Linked DNA regions of Homo sapiens: region 2 is linked to region 1. A link is a contact called in ENCODE Hi-C data. All regions are on one chromosome and are shown on one strand. Each heading gives the region's core, a stretch centred on a gene start or an enhancer-like site at or near the end of the contact. The rest is flanking DNA. Distances are from core to core; before and after follow the strand shown.

What was found. A loop is a pair of places that touch in the nucleus more often than their neighbours do. Pooled maps may share reads with other maps.
Region 2: a map of posterior vena cava shows a loop between it and region 1 (2.9-fold over the local background). The contact joins two enhancer-like sites. A Hi-C loop is called at or near these places in 8 of 168 maps with a recorded cell type or tissue (Caco-2, HepG2, aorta and 4 more) and 2 of 50 pooled maps.

The regions. Positions count from the first base shown.
Region 1 is chr2:163,663,620-163,671,557 of GRCh38, forward strand. All of the region lies in intron 2 of FIGN (fidgetin, microtubule severing factor), which reads right to left. It overlaps LOC107985957 (a long non-coding RNA gene), which reads right to left. Exons shown (of 2, transcript XR_001739759.2): 2 at 4,329-7,938. Among named protein-coding and RNA genes, the nearest start is that of FIGN, 68 kb to the right of the region's middle. RefSeq lists a silencer at 4,060-4,354 and an enhancer at 4,060-4,354. Within about 2 kb of position 3,937, at least 6 of the 41 ENCODE cell types and tissues checked have a DNase peak (open chromatin) inside an H3K27ac peak, as active enhancers do; they include heart right ventricle, where a contact is called at or near this core.
Region 2 is chr2:163,716,521-163,724,458 of GRCh38, forward strand. All of the region lies in intron 2 of FIGN (fidgetin, microtubule severing factor), which reads right to left. LOC107985957 (a long non-coding RNA gene) reads right to left here. Exons shown (of 2, transcript XR_001739759.2): 1 at 1-7,938. Among named protein-coding and RNA genes, the nearest start is that of FIGN, 16 kb to the right of the region's middle. RefSeq lists an enhancer at 977-2,428. Within about 2 kb of position 2,936, at least 2 of the 41 ENCODE cell types and tissues checked have a DNase peak (open chromatin) inside an H3K27ac peak, as active enhancers do; they include heart right ventricle, where a contact is called at or near this core.

The DNA.
Region 1 (7,938 bases), core at 2,687-5,186:
CACCTGTAATCCCAGTACTTTGGGAGGCTGAGGTGGGCAGATCACCTGAGGTCAGGAATTCGAGACCAGCCTGACCAACATGGAGAAACCCCATCTCTACTAAAAATACAAAATTAGTTGGGTGTGGTGGCACATGCCTGTAATCCCAGCTACTCAGGAGGCTGAGGCAGGAGAATTGCTTGAACCCGGGAGGCGGAGGTTGCAGTGAGCTGAGATCATGCCATTGCACTCCAGCCTGGGAAACAAGAACGAAACTCCATCTCCAAAAGAAAAGAAAAGAAAAAAAAAAGATAGTTTACTCTTTGGCCAGTAAACAAAATGACGACTTACGAGTTTTAACAAAGATAGTTTAAAGACTAAACACAACTTGGTGAACCCCAGTACTACTATTGATTAGTTTTCTGTCTTTGGGCAGTTAGTGGCTCTATACTCATCCTGAAAATGGGTGTAATTGTAGGTATGTGTGTGTCTATGGTAAGGGATAGGCTGGAGGCTGGATGTGATCAGGACTGAGGATGTAGATGAGGCAAGTGGGTCTTATAAAGGAATGGATCCCCAGGAGTCTGTATTAAGTAGACTTGAAGTCCCTCCTACCCCCCTTTAAAAAGTAAAAAGAACAATGACAGTTGAAGATCGTTCTGTTGTTAATCGTTCCTTTCTTTATAGTGTCTCCTTCAGCTGGCTTCCAAAGCTGCTTCATCTATGATCCTCTTCTCCAGTTATACAGATGCTGAATACTTTTGTACATTTCCATAGACTTACATACCTGAAAGGTTATCTAAGATTCTTATTGTTTATTAAATTCTAGTATATATATTTTATGGTTTACTTAAAATTTTACTGATACAAAACTCTAGCCAGCCAGCCATTAGTTCTTTCCCCGTCTATTTATTAATCATAGGTATTTTTCCAGAACAGTCTTAATTCTACTGATTTTATTTATAAGGGCAGCCAGTAGTAAAGCATCATTTCTTTTCCTGTTCTCCTATATTTAAACCAGCTCTAAATCTACTCGTAGGCCAGAGATTCAACTCAGGTTCATGAAACAGCGCTGCCCTAGCAAAAATCTACTAAACCTATCTTTAATCTTCAGGAAAGTTTAACTGTTACTCCAGATTTAAAAATTAAGCTATGTGAGTCAACACTCTAGCCACAAAAATGCAACAAGCAACAGATTTCCTTCAAATGAATTTGCTATTTCGTAGTTAGTTCAACAAACCAATAACGTGGGTTCTAACATTGCGTCACACCAGTACTATGGTCTGTTGATATTTACATGAAGATACCCTGGAAGTAAATTGTAAACAACTCCCCAATCTAAGCTGACTGTCTCCTGTGTGGAAACTGTTTCCCCAATGGGCTGGTGAAATGAACTATAGTTTTGTATAGTAATTCAGAAGATAATTGATTATTTGCCAAGAGTCTGTTTGTGAGTTGCCACTTATTATTATTTTTTTATCCACTCCAGGGACACATTTTCAATTTCACAGTCTTTTGCACATTGTGGACAGTGCTGTTTAATTTCTTAAAGGAAAGTGCACATTCTCTTTCTATTGTCGTTAGACTAGTGGCTCTCAAAGAGCAGGCAGGGACTATATATCCAGGGAGTAAATGCCTAGGCTCACATTTGCATGCTCACTCCATCCATAGCCTTGCGGCTTAAGAGGGAATTAAGGAAGAGCCATTCTTCATGTAAGAAAGGACACCTTTGTGTCTCACAATCTTAGATGTTCTGAGGGATAGTAAACATTCTTGAAGATATTACTCTTTAATTGTTTATGGATTATTCCTATTTTACTGTTAAAACATGAGTTTTTAGCAGAGTTAGGGAAAATTTTGTCAGGAAACAGTTGTTTTCCTCCTACAGACTAACATTCCTGCAGGCAATGCAGCAAATTAACCAATATAAATGTTTCCTTCAAAACACAGAAATCTTTTATCTATTTAGGGACAGATCACACAATATAACATGCTGAACTATTTCTATTAAGCCCAAAGATGACAAAAAAATTGAAAAGAATAAATCCATTATAAAGAATTCATATCTGCTGCTTTGTGAGCAATCTATAATACACCGTATTGTGCAAACTATAGGAGATGATGACCTAACAATACAGAATGTAGAGAGGGCTTTTGACAACAGAAAATCATAAGAGAGTATCATTTAATGGAGAGTGAAAAAAAATGATCCTGGATTCTTTTTCCCCCTTTATTTGTTGTATCACTTTGTAAAACCTCTCTATGCCTTGCTCTCTTCATCAGAAAAATGAGACCTATGGTTTTATTTTTACAAAGTGCTTTAGGATTTAGGAGAACCCAGAATGTATTATATGATGAAAGCCACCATGGTGCATGTCACATGACTATGGCAGAAAAGGAACCAAAAGCAAAACATGAATCAGCAATGAACACTCATTTTGTTTGTTTAAAACCCCAGGATGTGCAAATATATGTCAGAGCTGAAGTTGACCCTCTTCCTTTACAATCACATATTACTCTATCAGATTCTGGTTTTGAAACCTGAGTTTGGTAGAAAGAATATGGATGCAGGAAGGAGTAAAGGACAGGAGTAAGAGGGTTTCTCTCAAGCAAACCCCAAGTCACTAGGGGTGTCACCAACAGCTTCACTAACAATCCCCTAAAGGACCAGAGACAGAGGGCATTATTAGCCTTGCTTCTTCGCCTTCCTCAAGCATTCCTTTATTCCCCCAAAGGATTATACATTGACAGGGCAAATCAACAAAGCAGAAGCTGTCTCCTCCAACTGTCCAAAGTTATATGGGTTTTTAGAACCATAGGAGAGTCAGAATTGGGAATAATACGGACCATTACATTGAGGGGTAGGTCAAGATGATATATTAGAAGCTAGGAGTTCTAGGCTCCAATGCTTATTCCAATATTAATTTACTGCATTACTTTCAACAAACCAAACTCTCTGGACCTCTATTTTCTCAACTGACACTGAGGGCAAGGAAGGTAGAGAATTAGTTTAAATGATCTCCTTTTAAGACCTAGAATTCTGTTATTCTTTGAGTACATGGTTAATGACCCAGTGGAACCCAAGAACCATGTCTTGTGGATAAAAATATCAAGGTAATTTTCTAATCCAACTCTGGTATCAGGATGACAGAAATGAGGACACAAAGCCTCAAAGAAGTACCATAATCACACAGCTAGTGGCAAAATCAGAATTTGACTTTGGGGTTTGAACATAAATTTGGATATACCCCAGAAGATTTCCTGTAAATTTTCTGACTTGAGAAGTCTAAAACCAAATTCACTAAAAAAAAAAAAATTGAGACTCATGCACAATGGCTATATATTTATGTGTGTGTATGTGTATATATATATATGTATAAAAATGTACAAAATATAATCAATGTATACCGTATTTATCAAATGAATGCTATTCCCATCTGAGCCTGTTTTCCTTTCTGTATTCTCTATTTTTGGTTAGTGTCACCCCAGAGGCATAGTTTCCAGAAATAGAAGGCCTGTTATCAGTCCCTCTCATTCATCCCACTCTGAACCACTCTGCATTCACACAGACTCACCAATACAACTGATTTCATCTCTGACTTCTTTCGCCATTCTACATTCTTTCTTTATCCCCAACATGTTTGTATCATTTAGGTCTTCATCTATTGCTTCACCTGTTCTCTCCTAACTGGCCTAACTGGTTTCCTTTCTTCTGAATCCCTTTTCCATACTATCCCCACAAAAAAAAAAAAAAAACTTTTCTAAAATAAAAATGTAAACATATCTTTGACCTGCTTGAAATCTGTCAACATTCATTAGTTTACCCACAGGAGGAAGTCTAAGCTTCCTAGTGGGAAAAATTAAACCCCTTCTGTCCAAGGCCTGCATTTCCAGCTCCATTCCCTCCATTCCCACTTAACATCCCATGTTTCTGTAAGAACAAATGTTTGCAGTTATTCCTCAAGTACTGCATACCACTGTGCCTTGGCATATGCTAGTATCTCAGTCTGGAAGTCCCTAATCCTTTCCCATTGTTTACTTGAAAAATCTTATTCGTCTTTTAAAACCCAAATAATTCATTCCTCTACTGGGCTTCATCCAACTCTACATTCCCCTTGGGATTAATCATATCCTGTTCTAGGCAGCTTCTGTACTTTGGACAGGGTTCCACTGCTGCGTTCTTCACACTGTGCTGTAACTGTTTATTTGTATGCCTTCCTCCCTCACAAGACTCTGAAACCTTGAGGGCAGGAACTGCATCTTCATCATCTCTGCATCCCTAGCGCAGAGCCTGGAATATAGATATGTGTGTACGTCTTTGAATAAGTAAATAAACAAGCAAACATTCATTCACTCAACACCTGTTTTATTCAATGTCTCACAGAGTTCAAGGAAAGAGAACACCCCTACCTCCAACCCCCCCCCCCAAAAAACCCTCCACAAGTAACAAACAAGAAAAATATCTGATAGGGATATGAGCTACCTGGATACTTAAATTGGTATAATAGAATGGAGAATGACTGGGTGTCTATAGTGGTTCACATTAGCAGAAAAGTCATCTTCCAACCCATGAATGACAAAGACTGTCTCACATTGGGACCCAAACAAATAGTATTTAAAGACACCATGGGGCTAAAGGAAAGCACCTAGGGAGAGCATGTAGATTAAAAAAGAAGGGTCAAGCCCTGGGAGCCCCTATAACATAAAGTTCAAACTGAAGAAGAACCAGTAAAGGATACCAAGAAGAAAACCAGGAGACTGTGATCACCCAAACTAAGAGAAGAAACTATTTGAAGAAGGAGACAGTGGTCAACTTTGTTGGACCCTGGTAGAAGCTCAAATAAGATAAAATATTCAATTTGCCACATGCAGGACAGTGAGTGGTGAGCTGGATAAAGGCTTTAGGAGTTGAGATAGGAATGAAAGCCTGATTTGAATTGAATTCCATCTCTTCATAAGAAATCATGAAAGTATATTACATGGTAATAAAACACATTTTCCCCCTCTCTGTCCAGTTAAAGCAAAGTTTTAAATAGGTAAAACTTATAAGAGATGTAGTAGGCCAGGCGCAGTGGCTCACGCCTGTAATCCCAGCACTTTGGGAGGCTGAGGCGGGCAGATCACGAGGTCAGGAGATTGAGACCATCCTGGCTAACACGGTGAAACCCCGTCTCTACTAAAAAATACAAAAAATTAGCCGGGCGTGGTGGCGGGCGCCTGTAGTCCCAGCTACTCGGGAGGCTGAGGTGGGAGAATGGCGTGAACCCGGGAGGCGGAGCTTGCAGTGAGCAGAGATCGTGCCACTGCACTCCAGCCTGGGTGACAGAGTGAGACTCCATCTCAAAAGAAAAAAAAGAAAAAAGACATTTAGTATAGATTTCAGGAAGAATTTCTTAGCATAATTAAGAAAAAAAGGAATATATATATATATATATATACACTATAAATTCTTATTATATAAAGGAAAGATATTCATCCTGCTGTAAGTATTAATTTGATAACTCCTTTTACTCATTTATATTTTCTCAACTGAAAAAAAGTTGGCCCCCCAAAATATGGAGTGCATTTCTTAAAAATCTACATAACTAATAACAACTAAACAAACACTACTTCAGCGTTTTGTTTTGTTTAAGAAAGGGTCTCACTCAGTCGCCCAGGCTGGTGTGCAGTGGCCCAATTACAACTCACTGCAGCCTTCAACCTCTCAGGCTCAAGTGATCCTCCTGGCTCATCCTCCTGAGTAGCTGGGACTACAGGCGCATGCCACCATGCCCAGCTAATATTTGCATTTTGTATTTGTTGAGACAGGGTCTTCCTATGTTGCCCAGGCTTACTTCAGCTTCCAGAAACCAATAAATAAGAATGCATTTCTATCCTTTACATCTTACATATAAATAAGAAATACGTATTTGACTTCATACATATTGTCTGAATAAACCTCTAATTTTTATATTTGTGGATTAGAAAGGAAACCATTTAAAAATCTGTAGATTAAAGATAAGATGAAATGGCACAGTCTATAATCAAACTTTCAGTCACAGCAAAGCTGAATAAAACAATTTCTTTTTACAAATTCTACGTCTTCAGTTGCTCTTGTGGCTTTCTTCCAAAGAGATGACAAAGAGTTCACAAGTCATAATCTGCCAAACAAACTCCCAAAGAAATGAAACTTAATATACGTCAAGATGTTAGCCTCTATTTCCCTAGTGACAATAAAATTCTTTATTCTCTTCTAATTGCTGAGGACTTCTATGATTAAAAATGATTATCCTTAGAACATGGGTAAGTAGGATTTAATAGAAAAGTTAACTTAAATTCTCGATCGTAACCTACTAATGGTTACAGAAGCATTGATGCCCACTCTTCCAAGGACCAAAAGATATTTAAACATTTTTACATCAATGAAGTATCTAAATAAAAAACAAGAATTAATATTACAAGATTTATGTTTTTTATTATATAGAAAAAGATGTGCAAGAAGGTAATTCTGATGGACAGCAAGCTCAGCTTTAGCAAAACTAGAGTGATCTGCTTGGGTACATCACAATAACTATAATGATATTAGAATAAATGTGATCCTTTTTAAATTTTAGCTGCCACAAAGCATTATGTCAAATACTAAAGTGATGCTGTGTTAATACTACAGCACACAATGTGGCTGGCAACTTTGAGTTAGAATAATAGAGTGAGAGAGGTTTTTTAAATGAGTGTTGGTCACTTAGAAGTAAAAAAACAAACCCCCCACAACAAAGAAACAAGTACCTTAACAGTGCAAAATAGCTACCCACTGGAGTTAGTGGTAAGTATATAGTGCAATGAAGTCATCAACTAAACAGCATGTAGTGCTATATGAACATAGATTTCTGAGTCCAGATCTGTCTATGTTTATTTAAACAGCCTCACATTCAAATTCTAATTATTCTACATGTCATCTTTTCCAGTGTTTAGCTTATCGATAGCTTACTTATAAAAGTCTGCTTTTTAAAAAATTTTAGTTGACAAATAAAAATTATGTATATTTATGCAGTATGACATCATGTCTTGGTCGATGTATATATTGTAGAAAGATTTAATCAGGCTAGTTAACATACTTGTCACCTCACCAACTTATTAAAAGTCTAGCTTTTAAATTCATCCACAATGTATATTTATTTTGTAATGAATGAAGTATTCTCAGCAATTTAATATCTTCCTCAAAATACATTAAACACCTGATCTAAAGCAGTTCTTTTGATATATATGCACAATACATAAAACAAATTTGGCAAAGAGAAAAAAAGACATTAGCCTTTACGACAAGACTGTTGTCTGTATTTCTGTTTATTTTTGGAGAGTCCTTTTTAAAGAATACTGTTGGTTTGTTTTAGGAGCATAATTAGCTCATCAATAATATTTAACCAACCATAGCATCAAGATCAGTCTGGAACTGGAACTACTATATAACACGGTGATTCCCATTATCTATCCAGCTGGCGTGACTTGGCAAACAGTATTTTACAAGATATTGCACCAGCTTGTGATCGCCCAGAGATGCAATGTGCCCACTTTCTATGAGTGCTGAAGGTGTGGCATGTAACCTCTGTTAGCTGCCATCATCCATTTGCTACACTCTCTCAATTGGCAAATATTCCATGTGTAGCACAGTTGAGGAGGTTTTATAAATACAAGGCAGCAAAAACAAAAAGCATAGATAAAAAGGAATCAACCTCTGTGGCATACTAACCATTTAGGGAAGTTGAAGAGATCATGCAGAAGAATCTAAACATGCAGAAAAGGGACTCACGATCATGGAAATACATCTTAAGCATTTGGGGTGGGAGGTATGTATATTCTGAACTCAGAGCTCTACACAGTGATATCTTGGGACAAACTACGCTATCCTTTGCCTCCTGATTTAATAAAAAATTGGTAGATTTACAGTCATTTACAGAGCTACCCCTCACTGGTCTGTGATCAGTC
Region 2 (7,938 bases), core at 1,686-4,185, 52 kb after region 1:
AAACAGCAACCAAATTATGTCTACCTTAAATTTATAGAGCCAGCATCTGGGTTGAAGGGTGAGTGGATAAACTGGTTCCAGATTCAAAGATAATGTTCATTTCTAAGATTTCTTTTGTTTGAATAACAGTTTAAAGTAAAATAAGTGTATAATTTAAACATAGTAAAATATATAAAAAGTAATCATATATAATCCATGGAATAAAATCTTGTCATTTTCCCCTATCATATTCAAAAATTAAAAGTGCCTTTGATATAAAACTATAATCTGTTTTCATTTTTATTTCAGCATTTATTTCTCTCTGGAATTCGTCAAAATTTATCCTAAAGCAAGTGACCTCTTACACATGCTGAAGAAATACAGCACCTCTTCTGCTTACAACTGTTAATTGAACTTCCCTCTGAAGCCTGTTTTTCCAAGTTATCCAGTACATTGCTTTACATATTTACTACCCAGCACTTGAATATATTTTTTATTACAATTTTGCACCACTTGCCTTCTCCAAACACCCCTTAGAACTATGTAATAATGTAGCTACCCTTGGAGTGAGTAGTTAACAGCTGAAGTCTGCAGTGATATGAAAAGTCTAAAATGCATGATAAAAAGAGGATTCTCCTACCCTTATTTCTACCTCCGCCCCTGGACTCAAAGTCCAAAGACTGACTGATATGGCCAATTTTCATATTATTTTTACAAGAATGCTAGGCATGTTGCTAAGGTTAACTACGGAATTGAGAATGGTTAAGAAATGTGAATGTGTGTGGGGGTGAGTGGGGCAGAGAAAGAGAGCAATTTTTGCACTGTTATGTTTTATTACCAAAGTAATGCAAACAAATAAATGTATATCCACCATCCTAGGGTCAGGGGAAGCATTTAACCTAAAAGCGTTTTCTACTACTCTTCCACTTGAAAACATATAAGCTTTTTCTTTTTCTGATGTGGGCATAGAGTCATAGTATTTTGGGGTGATGGAGGGGTGGGACATTTGAGAGAGGTGTATTTTGGTAATTTTTTTAAAAAAATTTAACACCTCTGAGGGCTTTCAGAGGGAAAAAAAGCTGATTAAACAAGACCAAGTGTTTTTTGTCGGCTTAAGGGTGATATCATAGTTGTGTTCAATATCAGAAGTGTTGCAAGTACAGGCATCATTTCTATTCGCTTTGTGCCAGAAAGGTAAACACTGGATTGCATTGTGGATTAAAACAATAAGAAATCCCTTTCCTCTCAGGCTTTCAAGGCCGTGTTAATCGGGTGTAATTTTTAATGAACACTGGCTGCTTGGTACTTATTCAAGACATTTCATTAGAAGGTTATTCATTTAAAAATCAACGTTTCAACCATATCAAGCTGTAACCTTTCTTGAAATGTAAATGAATGGTTTAAATGAGAAGATTAATAAAAAAGGGATGTTCCAATTCCAAGCATGGCATGCTATGTATTTTTAAATTTGTCTATGCCAGATGCTGTCAGTCAGAACAAAAAACTGTCCAAGCAGACAATCTGTGCATCTGAATGTTGATCATGTTGGAAAGTACAGGGGGGAGGGGGGAGAGTGTGTCAAGGATTCATGGTCCTTCATCTTTGCAGTAGAGCAAACACGTCTCTCAGTATAGCGACAGACAGCTGCTTCCACTTTCTAATGTGCCCTAACTTAGATCACTGAAAGAATTGTCAGCACTCAGAGAAACACACAAAGATAACACAGCCAGCTGCCATGGAGGGGAAAAACAGCACAGCTCAGAAGAAATGGGATTTGTTCCATTTGCATGATGCTGCCTCCCCTGGGCCCCTTTCTTTCAAATCCAAAGCACAAAAGACAACACTTAACATATTTGCTTAAAGATGACAACCTCATGTTGATTTCATTTGGATGTAACAGTGTCAGGATTACAGATATAAGAATATATTATATCTGTAACAGAGACTGACAAATGTACCCATCAGTGGAACTGTCTGATTCATCTGCTTATACAGCCATTTTACCATCCCAAGGGTGCCATCTAAGTAGTAACTTTAGAAGACTGAAGGTCTAATTTTATTACACCACATTTCAACCTACTAAACAATATTATTTCTAAAATAGATCATTTTTATTGGAAGTCTCCCTGATGAAAAATCCAGTAGACACCAGAGAATTTATGAACTGTATGGGTCCTTTGAACTCAATATACTGCCCATTTTAAACAACTTTTCTTGCTGTATGGCAAAATCCCCATATCAAATAAGTGAAAGTTAGAAAGCAAGAGAGAGATTGTATGTTTCGAGTGCCTAAGTATATTGATATAATAAACAGATTATATATATATAAGACAGAGAGAGTGAGAGAGAGAGAGAGAGAGAGACATATTACAGATTATATGGATAACTATAAAATCAGGCCTTACCTGGTCCATTTGAATAAATTCTTTGTAACAGCTTACTTCTGTCTATTTCATTATAGGTCTACCCTCAATACAACATCCATACTTCAACAGCAGCTATATGAATAATCATTGCCTGTCAATATCTTTTGTACATATACTCAATCTAATTTCCTGTTAAGGTGTTTTTTAGGCAGAAGATACGACAAGAGAATAATCTAAAGATGCATTGGCTAGCCACTAGTCATTGTAATATGTACAATGAAGAAAACCACGATTCCGATCTGAAGCCTACATACTTTTACAAATCTTTATTCTGTCTGACTTTATGGATTTTAAGTTTATTTCTTAAGTGAATAAAAAGATTTAGGATGATGTGATTGAATTGATTTATTTACATCTACATTACTTTGATTTACGTGACTGGAATTATGGCGGTAAGAAGGGAGACACAAGGAGAAGGCAGAGAGGAAGCAATCACTTTCTTCACATAAGCAATACATACACAGACATAGGCACACAGACACAAACACACAAGTAAATGTCTGGGCACACTCAGCCCCACAGCCCAACCAACTGACTTCCCATAACAAAATGTTGGCTCCCTGTGTGCCTGCGTTGTCCAAAGGAACGCTCTAGTGCTTGTTGCTATTTACTGGCAACAGTATAATGCACTCATTTGGTCTTGTTTTCTAAAATAGAGTTAACTGCTATATGTAAAATTTCTGCACAGCAGATGGTTACCAATCATTATTTTCCATTTGTTTAGTTTCTAGTAAGAAGAAGAAAACCTGTGGGGTAGTGATGCAAAGAAAAACTAGCAGCCTGCATGATAACCCAACCAGTGCCAGAATATGCATTTTTTAAAGAAAAACGAAGAATCACTTTGATCACGTAGCATATCAAGACTAAAATTTTGAGGGATGGGGGAAGTTATTCATCCCAGTCTCATCCATAAAGCAAAATGCCATTTGAACAATTTATTTTTTAGTATAAAATCCTCTAAAATTTAGCCTCTATATGTTTTTAAGTGATCAAAGTTTCTAGAAGCAACTTATTATCACCATTAATGTTTGTCATCACCCAAGCTGAAATCATTTTTTTTAAACCTCTAAGTAGCCCAGTTGTCCAACAGAAAATGGGAAATAGGAGCCATTTGTGGACAAATGCACATGCACAGAAAATTAAGCTGTAAATATCTGGACCGGGTTATTACTGGAATCTGGAAACATCTGGGGCTACAGAATAAGCCAAGCCCCGTTTCCACAATGTCCAGGTAATTGCTTAAATGATTTATACCTTACTGTTTCTATTAAAAATGTCTTTAAAGAGAAACATTTGTAGGCTTGGTTCTGCAATAAAAATTGGTATCTGATTTCACTTGTACAAAATCTTGTGAAAGATGCTACATTTCTTCAAGGACATATGCATGACTAAACTAAACCCTGGACAAAGACAAGGCTAAAAGAAGGCATGGCCGACCACTGAATGAAAACAATTGTATCATGATAGCAAATTTTAAATGGTTTATTTGTGATTAGTTTCTATTCTAATCAAAAGAGTCCATTAGAAAACATTCTTTTCATGCATTTGGGACAAATATATTCAAGCCATTTTAGGGTAAACTTGTACCTCATCCATTTTCAATTTTAGTTTTAATTAATTTCTCATAAATCTTATTTACTGACACTTCAACTGAATATCAAACCAAACTTAACCCCTAAGGGACAAATAAGTGCCACCTCCAAGACAGACTTGCACCACTTAGTTAAGAATCTGGAAAGGTATTTAAATAGGTTCACTTAGATGGTGTCTGTATGGAGCTACTAACTGGTCCATTCAGAATGAAAGAGCTTTCAACACTGTCATTTGTTGCAAAGACAGGTTGCTCTACTAAATAAACACACACACACACACGTGTGCACGCATGCATGTACCTATGTAGTTGTATTGGCCTGAAATAATTTTATCTTTTAATTCAGATCATAGGCCAAAAGGACAAATATAGTTTCATATTTTTCAAGAATTGCTGTGTCTAGATCTAGCCAAAAATTCTATTACTGACAGCTGTCAACTATGCATATAGGGTCAAAATAAATAAATAAGTAAATAAAAAGAAAGGGAAGGAAGGAGGAAGCAGTAAAAGAAGGCAGACAACAAAATAAACCATTAACCACTGACTTTTAACCATGGTTCATACTTTGTGGCCACCAACTTACATGATTACCCTTTTGAGAAGGATCACCCAATTTTCTTCTACCAGAAGGGTAAAGGAAAATGGGTGCATTTTACATGTAAATAATTCTCATGAATATTTTTATTAATTTAAAACCCCACAGCTTCCTGATTATAAACCAAGTAGAATTTTAAGCCTCTTTTAAATATTCCCTGGATTTAAGTTGGTTGTTGGCAAGCTACCACTATAAGGTTTTACAATTTGTGGCCTTTACTCTCAATCTGATGGCTTTTAATCTATATTTTAACAATTTTAACTCACTTGAAGCACATTGAATGGTTTCTAGAAAACCAGAAGTGTCTATTTAACAAAGGAACTAAACACACGGGTCTTCACTGTTGAAGTCACACTGCAAAAATGCTTTTGCTACTTTTAACATATTGTTTCACAATCTTTATTATTCTACCTTCAATGTACTGTCCTTTACTATTAGAGCTCTTTGCTGAAGATGCAGTGTTTTTATACAATTAACTAAGCAACATTTGTCCATTATAGCTCACTAAATGGCACATCTTTGTAATGATTCAGGTTCAACAATCAGCACTACAGATACTTTCTTCTGCGTAGAGTGTATGACATCAACCTAGATTTCAATATGAAGTGGTAAGATAGCATCTAGAACTTTTCAGCTCTCAAGAGCCCAAATTGGAAGAAAACGAGTGAGCTTTCAGTAAAGGTTATAGGTTTTCTTAGTAAAATTGTGTTTTTAAAAGAATGACAATAGAGTCTTTGTTTTTTTCTGGGTTATTTAACGAAATAATGTGAGCAAATGCTTTTCTCTGGTACATCTTTAGGTTTAAAAACACAAATATGAAATATAAATCTTGTCAAATACTGTTGCCTAACTCATTATAATTTAACATTTGATCAAATTGAATTTGCCTTAGAAATACTGTAATGCTATTTATTGTAACATTCACGGCAGATTTGAGAAAGTAGCTGACCCTTCCACGAGCACACAAACCCAACTGGTAAAGCTATTGAACACCTAAAAGAGCTATTGGGTGAAATCCCAGCTAAATTGTTTACTGCCCAGTATTCAGTACAAAATAAATTAATAGACACTATTTAGTTAGATAAAGGTCCCAATTAAAATATTAACCAAAGACATTCACGAATTAAGTTATCGTATCAACTGTAGATCAACTAGTTTGCATCTCACATTTTACCACCCCAGTATCATCATGTTTCCAAGGAAATCTGTCTTGAATACTGATAGTGCACATATTTGCAAACTGCCTATTTATCAGAGAAAGGACAAAATAGAAAGAAATGCCTTAGGAGGTACTTATTTCCCACGTTCAACCAAAGGCAGAATGACCAACTGTCAATCAACTCTATATTGGTAAGAAGTCAATCTGGAAGTCTCAGAGTCTAATATTTTATGATTTCTGTACCCTCAAATTTTTCTGTCTGCAAACACATGAGAAAAAAATATTTCATGGAGAATAGTGATTTAAAGCTATTTGTTACACCTATAATCAAAGTAGTCTATAGATTTATGTTTTATAAGATTTTAAAGATAGCATAATGTTTTTTATAAAAGAGTTTAAAGGCTCTCCTATCTAGAGATACAAAAATAGAATTAATGACTGTAAGCTCCTTTTTAAGTATATAATTATAAAACTATTTTTCAGGGTTATAAAGTCTTTCTTTGGTAATAACATTATATAAAGAATATAGAAATTTCAATTTTTTAATGAAATATACAATTTTCATAGATCCATTCTTTAAATATTTAAAAATCATCTTTTAATTTTTTAAAATAAGATTAATAAAATATTAACTGGCCGGGCATGGTGGCTCACGCCTGTAATCCCAGCACATTGAGAGGCAGAGGCGGGCGGATCATGAGGTCAGGAGATCGAGACCATCCCGGCTAACACGGTGAAACCCTGTCTCTCCTAAAAAATACAAAAAAATTAGCCGAGCGTGGTGGTGGCAGACGCCTGTAGTCCCAGCTGCTGGGGAGGCTGAGGCAGGAGAATGGCGTGAACCCGGGAGGTGGAGCTTGCAGTGAGCCGAGATCGCGCCACTACACTCCAGCCTGGGTGACAGAGCAAGACTCCGTCTCAAAAATAATAATAATAATAAAATAATAAAATAAAATAAAATATTAACCAAGTGATAGTTTCCTATGCTTTTATCAATTCAATTCACCAAACATTTATTGAATTCCTATTATAGGTCTTATGCTATACACACATGTTGAGGAGATAAAAAATAAAAATGAATTAGATGTGTGTGCTCTCAAGCAATTTACAGCTTCATAATAGAGAAACACAAATGCCTAGCAATCTATAGTAGGAGAAAGATGATGGTAAGTGATCTAAAGGAGACATTTCAAATGTTCTAAGGGACAATTAAGTAGACGTCGAAATCAATCCTAATTAGGGTGCCTCAAAGAAGGCTTCATGGATGATGCAACAACTGACCTGGATACCAAAGTCCTAGTAGGATTTCAACAAGCGAAGAAGAACATGCCAGGAAGCAAAAAGAAGGTGGACAAAGACTAGTTGCTGATAAAGTACAGGAAAAAAGTATTGCTTTCAGTTTGATAAAAGTCCACCTTTCATACTAAATATTTTAAGGATTTGAGGTTTCTAACTCCACTGCTTAAGTTAATCTGATTGCCACTCTATTGAAATCTCTTACAAGAGAAAAGCATTAGCTAACTAATACCCATCAACTCTTAAGATATTAGAATTGCTGACACTTTTGCATGCAACCAATTAGTAAGCATATTTAATGAATGCTTATCATCTCTTCTGATGGGCTTAACAAAGTAATAAATGGTCCTTGAGCTTTCTACATTGTTTCCAAGATAATTTTTGGAGCTTTCTTAAGAGAAACAAAAATATTTTGCATCTTTTAGACGACTAGCAAGGTCCAAGTTACTTGAGTTCACTGGTCCATGACAAAGCAGTCATGGAGTATACAAAACTGCAAGAAATCTTAGTCATCATCGGATCACCTCAATCATCTCTTCTTTTATAAAAAAGTAAACTAAAAACTAAGGCTCAGTGAGGTTGAATGGCTTACCCAAGGTAACAAAATGATCTTCGACTGTGGGCTTCTGCTGACACTGTCCTTCATCATCGTTACTTTCCTGAGATGTTCTTGCAAGACTGACAGAAATGTTTTCAAAAGTCTAGATAGGTTGTTGAACTTCAGCCGGATGATGAGCTATCTGTACATGTCATTAGTATATTCAGTTCTGAATAGATATCTTCATTTTTCTAACTTCAAACCAGGAAGAATGACATTTTTTTAAAAGGTAAAAATTTTAAGATCTCTTGATATATATAAATGTTTGGTTTACATTAGAATCATCTGAGGAGT